3 separate regions of the Homo sapiens genome follow, and all the other regions are linked to region 3. A link is a loop called in an ENCODE intact Hi-C map of the cell type or tissue named here. Cell type or tissue: Caco-2. All regions are shown on one strand. Each heading gives the region's core, and the rest is flanking DNA. Links, peaks and the distances in the headings are about the cores only.

What was found. A loop is a pair of places that touch in the nucleus more often than their neighbours do. Peaks named below come from ENCODE experiments on the same cell type or tissue, not always from the same donor. Only the 100,000 strongest peaks of a DNase experiment are listed, where the experiment ranks them.
Region 1: it touches region 3 in a loop (4-fold over the local background); 5 of 110 quality-filtered maps call a loop at or near these places.
Region 2: it touches region 3 in a loop (7-fold over the local background); 5 of 110 quality-filtered maps call a loop at or near these places.

The regions. Positions count from the first base shown.
Region 1 is chr2:189,503,525-189,509,007 of GRCh38, reverse strand. No RefSeq gene overlaps it. Among named protein-coding and RNA genes, the nearest start is that of WDR75, 65 kb to the right of the region's middle. In Caco-2, for the core only: no CTCF peak of the experiment used is centred there; a DNase peak (open chromatin) is centred at 2,187.
Region 2 is chr2:189,495,496-189,500,978 of GRCh38, reverse strand. No RefSeq gene overlaps it. Among named protein-coding and RNA genes, the nearest start is that of WDR75, 57 kb to the right of the region's middle. In Caco-2, for the core only: no CTCF peak of the experiment used is centred there; no DNase peak of the experiment used is centred there.
Region 3 is chr2:189,626,938-189,632,420 of GRCh38, reverse strand. No RefSeq gene overlaps it. Among named protein-coding and RNA genes, the nearest start is that of ASDURF, 32 kb to the left of the region's middle. In Caco-2, for the core only: no CTCF peak of the experiment used is centred there; a DNase peak (open chromatin) is centred at 3,057.

The sequences.
Region 1 (5,483 bases), core at 104-5,103, 120 kb after region 3:
AGACTGTGCAATTTACAAAAGAAAGAGGTTTAATTGGACTCACAGTTCCATGTGGCTGAGGAGGCCTCACAATCATGGTAGAAGGCAAAGAGGAGCAAGTCATGTCTTATGTGGTTGGTGGCAAGCAAAGGGAGAGCTTGTGTAGGCAAAGTCCCATTTTTTTAAAGCCATCAGATGTCATGAGACTTATTCACTATCATGAGAACAGCACAGGAAAGACCAACCCCATGATTCAATTATCTCCCACTGGATCCCTCCCCATAACATGTGGGAATTATGGAAGCTACAAGATGAGATTTGGGTGGGGACTCAGAGCCAAACCATATCAACTACTGTCAAGATACTGAACAATTCTGTCATCACAAGGATCCCCCTTGTTGCCTTTTTGTAACCACACTCACTTCGCTCTATATATAGACCTTTCATCTGTCCATTTATAAAATCGTCATTTCAAAAAATCACAGTAATTGAATCATATAGTATATAATCTTTCAGATTGGCTTTTTTCATTCAGCACAATTATCTGAATATCCAAGTTGTATCAATAGTTTGTTTCTTTTTATTGCTGGGTAGTATTCCATGGTATGGATGTACCACCATTTGTTTAATCAGTCATCCGTTGAAAGACATCTGGTCTGTTTCAGGTTTTTGGCTATTACAAATAAGGATTGCTATGAACATTCATGTACAGGTTTTGGTATGAACATATGTTTTAATTTCTCTAGGATAAATGCCCAAGAGTGCAATTGCAGGGTTGAATATTAATTGCACGTTAAAATGTATAAGAAACTGCCAAGCTGTTTTCTAGTAAAGTGACCTTCCCACCAGCAAAGTATATGTGATCTAGTTTTTGAACATCCTCATTAACACTTGGTGTTGTCATTATTTTAATTTTAGCCATTCTGTTAGGTATGTAGTGTTATTTCATTTTTAAAAATTTTTTTTGGAGACAGGGGTCTCACTGTCACTTAGGCTGGAATGCAGTGTCACAATCTCAGCTCACTGAAACCTCCGCCTCCAAGGCTCAAGCGATCCTCCTGCTTCAGCCTCCTAAGTAGCTGGATGACAGGCGTGCACTACCACACCTGGCTAATTTTTGTATTTTTTGTAGAGACAGAGTTTTGCCATGTTGCCCAGACTGGTCTCACATGCCTGGACTCAAGTGATCTGCCTGCCTCAGCCTCCCAAAGTTGGGATTACGGGCATGAGCCACTGCATATGATCTCCATTGTGGTTTTAATTTGCATTTCTCTAATGGTTGATGATGTTCAGTATCTTTTCTTCTGCTTACTTGCCATCCATTTATCCTCTTCAGAAAAATATCTGTTCACGTCTTTTGTCCTGGTTTGTATTGTATTTTATTGATTTATTTATACTAGACAGGGGTCTCACTCTGTTCCCAGGCTGGAGTGCAATGGTGCAATCATAGCTCACTGCAGCCTCGACCTCCTGGGCTCAAAGGATCCTCCTTCAGCCTCCCAAGTAGCTGGAATTACAGGGGCTGGATTATAGGCACACATTACCATGCCTGTTTTTGTTGTTGTTGTTGTTTGTTTTTTGTTTTTTGTTTTTTTTTTGGTAGAGACAGGGTTTTGCCATGTTGCCCAGGCTGGTCTCCAACTCCTGTGCTCAAGTGATCCTCCCACCTTGGCCTCCTAGAATGCTGGTATTATAGGCATGAGCCACCGTGCCCAGCCTTTATTTTACAATGTACAATTTTCTGACTTAAGTTATGGATTTTTTCCAAATTGGAAAATATATTAATACCATGTACAAGTTATTTGTCTTGTTTCCTTTCAAAGACAGAAGCCAACACATTCCCCACAGATATAGCCTTCATGTTTGTACTCTAGATTCACTTGAGAGCTCAGCAGCCCAGGAGTAGGGAAATGGCTTCCAGAATACTCTTTAATTTTTTTTTAATTTCATAAAGTATTTGGGATCCTTAGGGATTCTCATTATTTTCATTAACTAGCTAATAAATTAGGTCAGTAATGGAAAATAAATTTACGTTTAGAAAATACATCAGAGTTGCAGAATATACTATACTCCCTACAACAGGTCTGTTCAGCTAGAAGAAACCTCGCAGAAAAGGCCGCAGAGTCTAAGAAGGTGTTGAACCTATGTTTGTAAGCTGGGATCAGCAGGACCTGCAAGACAAGCTCCAATTGTTAACTTCTGACATGCGATTTCTTATCAGTGAGTCATAGTGGAAAGCTGTCAGAGTGACAAGAAGGTCTGCAATCTCATTTTGGTTAACACAGCACAGACTAGCATAACACCAAGGGCTAGAGGCTTGAGGAAGTCTCCCCTCAGTAAGAGAAAGACTGAATCATGGTGACTGAGACAGAGCAAGTAGTGGGGCCCCAAGGGCCCTTACCTGACTAGGTAAGGGGAAAGTTTCCAAGTCATTGAAGACAGAGATGGGTGAGATGGACCCACAAGAGGTGTTAGGAAGCAACAGGACATGGCTGTGCATAGTTGTGAGGAAAGAAGTCTTTGAATGAGAGGGAAGCTCCAGACTTATGTGAAGAAATGTTGCGTCTTTTTTTGTTCTTCCACAACCATACCATTGAAAGCAGCTTTTAGAAACCATAAGCCCTGGTGTGGGGCTTGTTGGTAGTGAGTGAATGAATAACTCACTCATCTTTTAAATTTAATAGTCTATATATATATTCATCTAATCTCCATCCTCCTCCTCAAATACTCTCTAAGGCTATAGTCTAAATAGGACCAACTTTACCCCAAGTAGAAGGGAGAAAGACATTCTAGACCAATAAACTAAGTGACCTGGCTCTTATAATTTGAGGGGTGAATAAAATGTCCCAAATAGTTCCCCACTAGTTTTCTTCTCAGCTGTTATGATCTTTTACTTCTAATTTTCACAACCAATTTTTAAAAACAAGTTGATCCCATTTCCTTAATCCCTGTCAGTCTTTATCTGGCTCTTGTCCCCATCTGTCCCCTGACATAGTTCTTGCTAATGACCTCCACTCACTAAATGCAATGAGCATTTTTCTTCAGTCATGGTCTTATTTGACCACTCAGTAGCATTTTTTTTTCCTGACTCCAAACAAACCCTCTAAAGGTCCCTCTTGCTTTCTTACCACTTCCTTTCAGTCTTATCTTTCTCTACTGAGACCTTAAATTTGAAGGCCCTGAAGACTTATCCCTAAACTCTTGTAATCTATGTCCATAGATACGGGATATCACTCCTACTTCTTTTGACACTATCACATTCTTCATCAAATTAAACTTATCATACTAATCAAACTTCCTGTTATTCACTCCTGCTCCCCATCCCCCAATCCATTGTCCACAGTGTTACTTAAATCAAGTAATCTTATCTTTTTTCTCCCTTAAATCCTATAATGAAGACCCATTTCTCTTAGATAAAGACGGCCCCTGCTGGCCTCTGCTGCAGCCACCAGGCTTGGGCTCCAACAACACATTCACCTTCCAGGTCCTTTTGTCTCAAGGCCTTTTAGAAGGCATTTCCCCCTGCCTGGAATATTTCTGCTCCTCTCCCCAAATCTAGTTGTTGTCTAATCATTCTTTATATTTTAGTTCAAATGTGACTTCCTCTGGAAACCACAGTGACAACATCAAAAAATAGATTAAGTCCAACTCTCACACTATTCAGAACTTCTGAACTCTGTCTTTAAAGGCTTTTTCCTGTTTTTAGGTATCTGAGTGGTTATTTGATAAATGTGTGTCTCCTGTACTAGACGCTAAGCTCCAGAAGGGCAGGTGCCTTGGCTTTTTGTGCTCACTATATCTCCAGAACCCAGCACAGAGAGTGAGTGAGGAAGCCAACTAATAACAAGAAGCCTGAACTTTGTCTCCTCAGCCTGCAGGTGTCCATGGAGTGCGTCTTCCACAGCCAGAGGGCACGGGGTCCTGGAGTGGGTCCACCAGCCTTGGGAGCAAGCATGGCTTGTGAGGGCTTCATACTTAATTGTGCCAAGTTCAGTTTCTGGTGCTCTTCTTTTCTGATTATTATTATTATTATATTATTATTTTTTGACACCAAGTCTCACTCTGTTGCTCAGGCTGGAGTGCAGTGGCACGATCTCGGCTCGCTTCAACGTCTGCCCCCCGGGTTCAAGAGATTCTCGTGCCTCAACCTCCCGATTAGCTGGGACTACAGGCGTCAGCCACCACGCCCAGCTAATTTTTGTATTTTTAGTAGAGACGGGGTCTTGCCATGTTGGCCAGGCTGGTCTTGAACTCCTGACCTGAGGCAATCCAACTGCCTCGGCCTCCCAAAGTGCTGGGATTACAGGCGTGAGCCAACACGCCCAGCCTTCTTTTCCGATTATTTAAATAATCCCTAAAACCTGTACAGCCAGATTTTAGTATTAAAATGTCGTTAAGTAACATTCATAGATAATTTTATAATTTACAAAGCATATACATTTCCATTATGTAATTTGAATCCCCAAACACTCTCTGAAGTAATCTATTTTTCTTTAATTGACAGCTGTGGAAAATGAGGCTTAGAAGGATTAAGTGACTAACCCGACGTCTCCTAGCTAATAAGGGACTGAGCAGGGCCTTCATCCCAGGTGTTGCAACACCAAGTTTTGTCTTTCCACGGCCAATAATTGCTCTTCACTTGGTTAAAAATACCCCTAGAAAAATACAGCTTCTCATCAAAGCTACTTATGCAGCGTGTGTCATGGCATTATATATAGGTCTTCTAATTTTAGGGGTGCCTCCATCTGCATTAGCTTTTTTTTTATATATATAATGGAGGTGAGATGGTTGATTTATACAGTTATCTTTGTGAAATGACCATATATCTTTTTTGTTTTAATTAAAGTTCAGGGGAATTGTTAACCAGGTTTAAAAAACAATAGGGAAATCCTCAAATTGATGGAAAGATGGCTAATACCTATTATTTCAATCATTACTTTTTAAGTATACCAAGTCATATATTATTTCAGGTAATAATCCAAAATATAAACCAATTATTTAGTTGAGAAGTCTTTATAACAGCTGATTAGGCATTCTGAACTGGGTAAAACTTTGTTTTCCAGTATAAAGAAAAGAAGAACATATGTCAATCATTCAGGTTTACAGTTGCAGCTTGGTCTTTTATGGCTGGTCATTTAGTTGCACAAAAACCATCTTGTTTGGTTGTCTATTTCAGAATTCAAGGTTTGAATTCAACTAATCTGAATAGCAGATTAGTTGCCTCAGAGGAACTAAGAAAAATAATTGCAGCACAGAAAATGAGTCTCTTTGATTTGTGCCTACTTTGATTTTTTTCAAGAATGTCTTCTCCTTAAGGCAAGCTTTATGGTGGCAGTAAAAGTCTAGTTCTAGGCTACAGAAATATTTATTTGAAGGTCACCTGTAAACTTAAGTCATGGTTTAGTGCCAATAATGTTAATGTAATTAACACATTCTCTGCAAGGTCTCAAGAAAGCAAGAGGTTAAAAGGAGTTTGTTTAATATACTTGGTAAGCGCAGCCAAT
Region 2 (5,483 bases), core at 162-5,161, 130 kb after region 3:
CCATAATCTATCCTCCCTATTTCCCCATCACTCCGTATTTTATTCATATGGCAAGGGTCATCTGAGAGTGAAAACACTGGCAGCAATATTTAACTTCTCAGCATGAGAATATTTGTCTTTGTGCATGAATACTCCCGCTTATTAGCAGTCGCGGTAATGCTTTGGGAAAAAAAATTGTTATTGAACCATTATTCACACAATAAATCTCTCAGTCTTGTCCTTAAAATAAGATGTGATTGATTCACTGACCAGACATTAGCATATGTTTTCCCATTCATAATGATGGATTTTCACAGATCCAGTCACACTTGTTTGCTTCATTGCTTTGATCTTACAAGCAATTTGAGAGAAAGGTGGTATGGGTTAGGAATGTAAGTTGCACCTGGAGTCTTTAATTTTGTCCAGGTATGTTCTTGTTTATGGGGTAATGAAACTGGTAAAACAGCAGATACATCCTTGTTGCTTTTATATATAATATAATCATTTGCAAATGAACTAGAACCAACCACACCTGACTGAGCTCGGGGAACTGACCACACTCCTCACCAAGGGCACCCAGATTACCTTTATTATCTTGTTCCTTCTTAAATTTCTCCTCATACTGTTTTACTTCCACCTTGAGAATACTGTGCAAGACTTACGGAAGTCTTCAAAGTTTCTTCTTTCTGTTGCCTGAATTCTTGCTACATATCTGCGGCTACCTTCCAGTAAAAGGAAACCGTTGGGATGGCTGTGCTTTGTAGGATGACTTACTTTGGCTCAGCTCATTTAATTACTAAAGTAAATATCTTCTGAACTGACTGATCCACTTTGATTTTGTCACATTTTCATTATTTAATTAGCTTGAAATGCACTACACACCATTTATCAAAATAATAGATAAACAAGGTAAAACAAGTTTTACCTTGTTTTGTGTGCAAGAGTTCACCTGAGGACCAGGAGTACTTCAGATATGGTGAGTGGACATTGAGATGGATGCCCAGCCATCATTTTTTACTCTACAGTCAACTGTCATGCGTTCTACTGAAGTAAGATAAATTTTTTTGCTGGTGTCTCACATCAGGAGCACATCAGAATATTCCAATGCATTTCTACTCAATGCCTATCCAAGATGTGGAGGTATAATTGGAAAGGGTCATCAGCATGATGGCTCAGGTAAATTACAGATTAAGTAGTTTTAGTTTTCACTGAAGCCCAACCACCATTTTCTAATCTGACACAGGAACACATTTTTCTCATTGAAACAATCAGCTTAACACTCAACCTAATACTTTTAAGTCAGGAAATAAACATAAGTGTATAACAGAGAGGCAAGGGAAGATCAAAACAAACCCAAGGCTGGGCCTAGTAGTGCATGCCTGGAATCCCAGCATTTGGGAGGCCAAGGCAGGAGGATTGCTTGAGGCCAGGAGTTTGAGACCAGCCTGGGCAACAGAACAAGACCTTATCTCTATAATAAACAAATGAAATAAACCAAATACATGAATATAATTTTTATTTTGTATACAAATAAAGTTATTTGGGAGATTGGGGTGAGGAAATGTGTTTATGGATTTGCAGAGTTGACCATGGTGAAGTGATTTCAGGTAAGCTTTGACGGGAAAACAATAAGGAGAATCTTTTGAGGGAAGGTGACTCAGCAGTAACTTGACAAGACTGGAAGACTAATAAATGAAGGATCACTTTCTAATTCTGCAGTGTCCAAGGCCTGGGTTCAAACTTGAAAAAAGAAAAATTATTTTCCTGCCCTTGGACTCATTTTCCTCATCTGTTAACTGATAGGATTCCATTAATCAGTGGTTTGGACAATTAAACAAAATGCCACAGGCAATGCTGATATGATTACCTACTGATACCCATGTACCTGGATGATCTCTAAGGTCTCTTCCAGTTCCATAATCTGAATTTTCTTTTAAAAGACATTATTCTACTTATTACTTTTGTGTAAGTAGTGTAAGAAACTAGGGAGAGGCAAACCAGGGAACTATGAAGATTTAGTCATTTACTCTGGTTTTTATATCAGAAAAGCTGCTTCAGGAAGTTGGGTAGCAATAGACAAACTATTCACTCACAGTCCTCTATTGGCACAAAAACCATTCTAGCCATTTTTTTGTTTGGTTGGTTTTTTGGTTTTTGTTTTTGTTTTTGTTTTAGACAACCTATTCACTCACAGTCCTCTGTTGGTGCAAAAACTATTCTAGCCGTTTGTTTGTTTTTGAGACGGAGTTTCGCTCTTGTTGCCCAGGCTGGAGTGCAGTGGCACCATCTGCGCTCACTGCAACCTCCGCTCCCAGGTTCAAGCCATTCTCCTGCCTCAGCCTCCTGAGTAGCTGGGATTACAGGCATGCACCACCACCCCCGGCTAATTTTGTATTTTTGGTAGAGATGGGGTTTCACCATGTTGGTCAGGCTGGTCTCAAACTCCCGACCTCAGGCGATCCGCCTGCCTCAGCCTCCCAAAGTGCTGGGATTATAGGCATGAGCCACTGCGCCCAGCCTCTAGCCCATTTTATTCTCAAATCTTGGCTACTGGAACAAATATATTAGGATTGAACCACAGCACCCTCTAGCCTGCATGTCTGCACAGCCAGAGGCTGGGCTCTAGGATTCTGTAACCGCTGGACTTTGTTAGTTGGAAATTTTTTTCATACAATATGTTTTCTTATCATTTGTTTATGTAATTTATAGACTTCAAAAGTGTTACTCCCTCTTCAAGTTAAAGGAAACTGTTACTTGTTTTAGGGAAATGAATAACACCACACCCCTCCTCTACTCCACTTATCTAACATTCCTTGACAGTTTTAATTTTTAAAAACTGCCTTTCAGATACTTTATCCCTACTAAGAAAAGAGATTTATGGCAAAATACCCTGGTATACATGGCAGAATCATGAGTATATTATGATCATATGTTTTAAAAAGTATATGCATCTAATATTGAATAGAACCACATTATATTTTCTTAAACTGTGTTTGATCTGTAAAATGGCTTTTCTGCATGGTTCACCCTAATAACTAAAAGGATAAATGAGAAACTAGGGAGAGGTGAACTGGGGAACTAGAAGACATATGACAGGCAGACAATTACTTCCACATATTCTTCAAAATCCAAGAACATTTTAACCATATGCATCTATTACCTATTCAAAAGTTAATATAAAACATTTTAAGAGGAGATAAAATAAAAATATATGGTCATAAATTTTACTAGATTGACTTTCTCCTCTTTCCACATTTTTCTCCATTCTTTTCTTCACTTTTCAGCGGAGTTATTCAGTAAACATACTGATAATCTATTATTTCCAACCTTCTGGTAAATGGTTTTTAGAAATGTAACCCAAAGAAACATATCATCCAAGTACAGAAATCTCTGTAAGAGTTTTTATTGTACCATTATTTTAGAGTAGTGAAGAATTTAAAACATAGATGGGAGATAGTATAAATAAAATATAATGCATTAGTTTATTAGAATACTATGTAGGCATTAAAATTATGATGTAATCGATTTTATTGGCATGGAAATATGTTTATAATCTCTTATATATCTAATTTTTTTTTTTTTGAGATGGAGTTTTGTTCTTGCTGCCCAGGCTGGAGTGCAATGGTGCAATCTCAGCTCACTGCAACCTCTGCCTTTTGGGTTCAAGTGATCCTCCTGCCTCAGCCTCCCAAGTAGCTGGGATTACAGGTGCCTGCCACACACCTGGCTAATTTTTGTATTTTGGTAGAGATGGGGTTTCACCATGTTGGTCAGGCTGGTCTCAAATTCCTAACCTCAGGTGATCCACCCACCTCAGCCTCCCAAAGTGCTGGGATTACAGGCGTGAGCCACCATGGCTGGCTGATATATCCAATTTTTATAATATATTAAATACTATTTTATAAATATACTTAAAAATAAATTCTCAGCTTACTTTGATTTTTTACTTTTGCTTTGAAAATTTTTTTCTTTTTTCAATGGAAGGACTCCTTTGGAGGAAGAGAGATCTCTGCAAGTGATTTGAGTTGAGTTTTTAATGAGACACTGAGGTTCTTGCTAATGAACATTAAAGGATATTACAAGAGAAACTGGAGAAGTGTATAGGGCAAAAAAGAGCAGACAAAGGAAGCCAGGGGCTAGGAAAGGAAGGCAAAATTTGCAGCCTGGACACCAGGAGTTTCCATATAGAAAATGTCACCCAGAAGAGGGCCCCTCTCCAGAAGGTGGAAGGCCAGTAGGTCTAAGAAAGGACTGCTGTGAGTACTCAGAGCCACATTGGACCAGAGACCTTGCCAGTCAGGCAACTATCCACACTTCCTAAGACAGAGTATTTCACATGGCTCACCTCCAGGGACTGTGCCTTCAATCTGCTCTCTAGAGGAACTGTCTTCTATCTGAACCACAGACTTGCCAGCTGATCATCCATCATGACAATGCCCAGCCCAATGCCACAAGCATTTTCTTTCTGCCACCACAGGGTTTCTCACCTTAGACATCTTCTTACGATGTCCTTAGAACATCTATTAGCCTTAAGGAACCTATTGGTGTGGCAGTGGCAAGAAAGAGATGGGACTGACAAACTACAAATGCTTGGGAATCCTAAACTGAAGAAATGGGGACCGGACTCCACTGTTCTGTCTGAAAACATAGGAAAAGGTCTGGGAAGAAATGCATCACATTAGTATAGGATATTTTGGCCTTTCTGTGGGACAATTTTTTCACAATATTTTTGTACAAGATTGTTTTGATTTTGTTTCTAAATATCGGCACTTTCATGTTTGTTTATAGCTTTGATGGATATTTGCAGTTAAAATATTACTTTCCATTTTTGTTTTTATTTTACTGAAAATATTTTCTCTGAGAGACAGCTTTTCTGTGTAAATTTTACAATTAAGATTTTTGTTGATGATGGCACCTCATATTTGACCTTTATTTGGGTGCATTATGTTAGTTCATTCTCACATTGCTATAAAGAACTGCTTGAGATTGGGTAATTTATAAAGGAAGGTGTTTTAATCAACTCACAGTTCCTCAGGGCTGCAGAGGCCTTAGAAAACTTACAACCATGGTGGAAGGGGAAGGAAAGGAAAAGTGCAGAGTGAAGCGGGGAAAAGCCCCTTATAAAACCATCAGATCTCTTGAGAACTCACTATCATAAGAACAGCATAGATGGACCACCCCCATAATCTAGTCACCTCCCATGGGGTCCCTCCTCCAACCTGTGGGCATTACAATTCGAATTATAATTAATGATGAGATTTGGGTGGGGACACAGAGCAAGACCCTATCATTCTGCCCTTGGCCCCTCTCAAATCTTATCTTGCTCGTATTTCAAAACACAATTATGCCTTCCCAACAGTTCCCCAAAGTCTTATTTCAGCATTAAACCAAAAGTCCAAGTCCAGTTCCCAACAAGTTTCCCATCTCCATCTGAGACCACCTCAGCCTGGACTTTGTTGTCCATATCACTATCAGCATTTTGGTCAAAGCCATTCAACAAATCT
Region 3 (5,483 bases), core at 356-5,355:
TTGTCTCTATTAAAAATACAAAAATTAGCCGGGTGTGGTGGCGTATGCCTTTAGTCTCAGCTACTTGGGAGGCTGAGGCCCTTGCATCACTTGGGCCTAGGAGGTGGAGGGTGGAGGTTGCAGTGAGCCAAGATTGTGCCATTGCACTACAGCCTGGCGACAGAACAAGACCCAGTATCAAAAAAAAAAAAAGAGTTATATAATAAATCCTATAATGAATAAGTCCTTGTGCTACATGTTAGGGGCAAACAGAGCCATAAAAAAAATCTTAAGGCGCCTATAATTTACTAGGGAAGAACGCCTGGTATGTCATAAAAGTCTGTACGTAGTGAGGAGGCATCAGACAGAGGAGAGGATGATTAATCCTGTCTGAGAGTAAGGGAGTCTGGGAAGGCTCCACGAAACTTTGATGGTGTTTGCCAGCTGGACAAAGGCTGGATGATGCCACCTTGATGGTATCCTTGTTCTAGGAACAGAAAGTCTACTCTTACCTAGGAAGAGTTGCCCTTCATGTTTTGTTTTCAGAAAGTATCACTTCAATCTAAACATTTAGACTATGTGGATACACTTAAAGGTCCATTCAGATCTTTATCAAATGTAAGTTTTTAATTGAGGAATTTCCTGACCATCCCTTGTTTCATTTTCTCTATTTTACTTTTATCACCACATATAACAGACTATGCTGTATATTTTATTATTTTATCTTCCCCCTCTCAAATGTAAGCTGCATGTGTCAGGAATTTATGTCTATTTTGTCTATTGTTATATCCTTAGTGCCTGCTACAGGGCCTGGTGTGGTAGATTTCAGTAAATGATTGTTAAATAAATGAATATAATTTTATTACTAGTTATGTTGGATTTAACTAGAATTCAGCTAAATTCACCATAGCATTACATGTTAAAGAATTCTTTTTTGTTTTTACCAGGTAGGTAAATACTCTCGAAAATGGCTTCATCTTATTCAGTTTTATTCCATATTTCTCAAAAGAGGAGAGTTATTTCATTTTTTTTTTTTTTGCTGCCTGGATTCATACTTAAATTCAAAGTTCATGGGTAATTTTATGACTGCCTGACTAATGTAGTACAATTGTTTAGATTGAAGCAGAATTTATAGATACGTTCAGTATCTATAAATTCTCAATCCCAATAACAAGATTTTACTTTTGAAAGGTCAAAATGTATTGAATCACTTTGAGAACATAACTCAGGTTAATGTGTATTTATTTTACCTCTGTGGAAATGCTTAATATGTTTCTGTTCCTTTTTCCCTCCTTCCGTTCTTCCTTCTTTCCACCTTTCCTCCCTTCCTTCTTTTCTTTCTCCCTCCTTCCTTTTGTTTTTCCTCCCTCCCTTTTCCTTCTTTCACTATATTGTGATAGAATAGTGTTTAAATTAGTGATTCAAAGCAGCATAAATTTATTCTTGATATAAAGGGGGATGAATTAAAACCAAATTGACTTTGCCATCTGTATGTTGCTTTAAATTGAGAACATATATTTGGTAATAGTGAGGGAAGGTGTTGGTGCTGATCCAGTCACCTGTGGTCAGGGAGGGGGCGTCACATGTTTCCTGGGATTCATCTTTCCTAAAGGGAAAAGGTGCTAGCAAGTGTGTGTTGATAGGAGGGTGAGTGGGGAGAGAATGGAAAGGCACCAGATATACAGACACTCCTGAAGTGCCTACTGTAGTAACTGCTGAGCTCAAACAGTGAAGGAGCATGTTTGTCTTCTAAGAGCATTAAAAACATTTTTTAAAAATCATCAGGATAAACAGCCAACCTTTTTCTGTTCATTCTGAAGGTGATATTCTGTTCATCCAGTCTTTTCACTGTTTCTCAGTGTTTATGTTTAGCCTATGTAACATAATCCTTTTTTTTTTTTTTTTTTTTTTTGGGAGACAGAGTCTCACTCTGCCATCCATGCTCAAGGGCAGTGGTGTGATCTTGGGTCACTGCAACCTCTGCCTCCTAGGTTGGATCAATTCTTGGGCCTCAGCCTCCTGAGTAGCCAGGACTACAAGCGTGTACCACCATGCCCAGCTAATTTTTTGTATTTTAGTAGAGATGGGGTTTCTCCATGTTGCCCAGTCTGGTCTAGAACTCCTGACCTCAGGCAATCCACCCACCTCGGCCTCCCAAGGAATTGCAGGTGGAACCTACCATGCCCGACCTATATGACGTAATCCTATTAATGAAAACTGAATTTCAGAATTTTCTGTTTTCTTTTTTTGGCTAAGATCCCAGCTTGGAAAAAGAAAGATTATATATATATATATATTTCGGCTTGATGTCCAAGAAAAAGTCTAGATTGAAATCAAGAAGTTGTTTGTATTATTTTTTTTCTCTTGAAGATGAGCCAACTTGTCAAATGTTTTACATCATGAGAACCACAGTCAGATAGCTTCCTGCTGTCTTAGAATAAGAGTGCGTTTTGGAATGCTGTTTTATTCTGTTTGTTTTCATTCTCCCTTTTCTACTTCCGTCTGTTCTTCCCTGCCCCCAGCCCTTGATGTTGTTTAGCAGCGTATGCTTCCTGTTAGTGTTTTGATTCCTTTTCAGGTTTCAATTACAAAAACAAAATAACTCAAACAATAGGAATAACATAGATGATTCTCTGGAATGAAAATTGAGCTCTCCCTAGCTAACAGGGAGATAGATTCAAATGACCACATGTTTTTGTAGTTCTCCAGATTTCTGTTGGAGACACAGTCTGTGTATCACTACCCATCCAGAAGGCATGTCTTGCGTTAGCATGGAAGACCACTTTTAATCCAGCGTGCCTTCCCAATTCCTGTGTAGAATGAAGATATGAGACTGATGCAGTGCTTCCTGTAGAGCCATACACATATTATTCATTCATCCCACAAGTAAATGTTAGCTTCTTTATTTTAAACTAGGTACTGGGAATATAATAGTGAACAACACAGACAGCTGTCTTTGCCTCAGGTAGCGCATGATGTAGTTAGGCAGAGAACTGAACAGAAAATTACCTTCTGAAGCAATAAATACTGTGACATGGGAAGTGCAATTTGCTGTGAGAGCACATAGGAGGAGCCTCAAACCAGAGAAAGGGTGAGGTGAACAGAGAGAGGTCAGGGCAAGCTTCGGAAGACTTAAGATGAGACTGGAAGGGATACAAATTAGCTAAGCAAAGGATGAAAGAGTGGATATAAAAGAAAGGGAAGATAAAAGTATTTACTCATAATCGCCGTAACCAGTCTTCAATGAAATTTCTGAGTTTTGGAGATATTTACTGATGAGCTACCTTTATGTTGGACTGCCGGCTATCCTCAGCATCAAAGCTGGATGAACAGCAAGTACTGCTGTACCGAAATGGACATGTTAAAGGCTGACTAATTTCTACGTGGGCAAGTCACGTCTTCTACCTTTGGTCATGAATGGTTCCTTCCAGAGCTTCAGTATGCTTTTTCAGGAATCCTCAAGCCTAGCATGATGGTGCACGCCCTTCCATGAAGGCCTATGGCACCTTGGCCAGACCTCTGGGAGCACATGAAAATGAGCTCAGCCATGTCCATAATCCAGGAATTTTCTCCCTTTATTTAAGTGAGTAATGCCTATTTATATATTTAAAAGTTGAGAATAAAGACACACAAAAAGAAGAAATTAAAAATCAATCACCATCCTACTCCCCCAAGCTAAAGTCTGTTAACTTCTTGGTGTACTTATTTGTTTTTTTTTTTTCTATGTGCTTTAGTTTTGGTGTTTGTTTTTTCATTAAAAATTCATACATGCCTATTTTTTAAAATGTGGAAAATACAGTAGAAAGAAAAATTTGATGAGAGTTCCACAACTCAAAGAAAACCAATTTTGATATTTTTCTTTTCCATCTTTATTTGAGGTACAGGCAGTGTTTTCTTTTTTTCATTTAGTTTTTGCTTTGTTGAATTGCTATTTACTTGTACTTCTGAGCTTTGCATCTAAAGTGGAAACTTTTTTATAGTAGCCTTGTTGAAATATAATTCACATACCATAAAATTTACCCTTTAAAGTGTATAAATTAATCAAGTTAATATATTGAAAGAGTTGTACAGCAATCAGCAAATATAATTCTAGAACATTTCCATCGCCTCAACACAAAACCCCACACCCATTAGCAGCATTAGTAGTCATTCCCTGTTTTCTCCCAAGGCAGCCACTAATCTATTTTATGTCTCTGTGGATTTGCCTATTCTCGACATTTCATAGAAATAGAATCACATGATATGTAGGCTTTTGTTACTGACTTTTTTCACTTAGTGTAATGTTTTCAAGACTCACCCATGTTGTAGCATGTATCAGTACTCATTTCTTTTTATTGCCAAATAATATTCTATTGTATGGGTATGCCTTACTTTACATACCCATTTATAAGTTGATGAACTTGTAAATATCCATTTATAAGTATACATATCCATTTATAAGTTGATGAACACTTTATTGTTTCTGCTGTTTGCCTATTATGAGTAATGCTGCCGTGAAGACTCATGTACAAGTTTTATGTGGACATTTGTTGAAGAGGAACATTTTAAAGGAAATTTCTTTAGAGGGTTATTCTGATGATGGCAGATGAAATGTTAAAATGTGATTGTTTGGAGCCTCAGCTAGATGCTTCTATTTTCTTTCATAATAAATAAAAGAATGTAAAACATTCTTATAACATTAAAACACCAACCTCCCAAAATATGTAGGCCACAGCCACTCCATCCCCAAGCTCCAGCCCATTCGTGCATTTTTAAATTTTTATTTATTTTATTATTATTATTTTTGAGATGGATGATCACTCTTGTTGCCCAGGCTGGAGTACAATGGCACAATCTCAACTCACTGCAACCTCCGCCTCCCGGGTTCAAGCAATTCTCCTGCCTCAACCTCTGAAGTAGCTGGGGTTACAGGTGTCCGCCACCACACCCAGCCAATTTTTGTATTTTTAGTAGAGACAGGGTTTCATCATGTTGGCCAGGCTGGTCTCAAACTCCTGACCTCAGGTGATCCACCTGCCTTGGCCTCCCAAAGTGCTGGGATTACAGGCGTGAGCCACTGCACCTAGCCCTTCATGCATTTTTTATTAGCCCTCTATTAGGTGTGGGGTATAGAGCTTAGTATCCTATGACTCCAGGGAGCCCATTCACATTGTATTCGATATCAGAGTCATCTATATGAAGTGAAAAATGACCCGTGGAATTAAGCAACACGGTGAGCCCTAGGTCTAGGCACAAAATTTGCTTCAACATTTTATTTTACATGAGAAAGAGCTCCTCATCTCTCCCACTGGTATGCAGTGAATGAGTTTTGTCCTCCTTTTTTTTTTTTTTTTTTAAGATGGCATCTCGCTCTGTGTGGCCAGGCTGCAGTGAAGAGGCTGGATGTTGGCTCACTGCAATCTCCGCCTCCCGGGTTCAAGCGATTCTCCCGACTCAGCTCAGCCTCCCGAGTAGCTGGGATTACAAGCGTGTGCCACCACACCCAGCTAATTCTCGTATTTTTA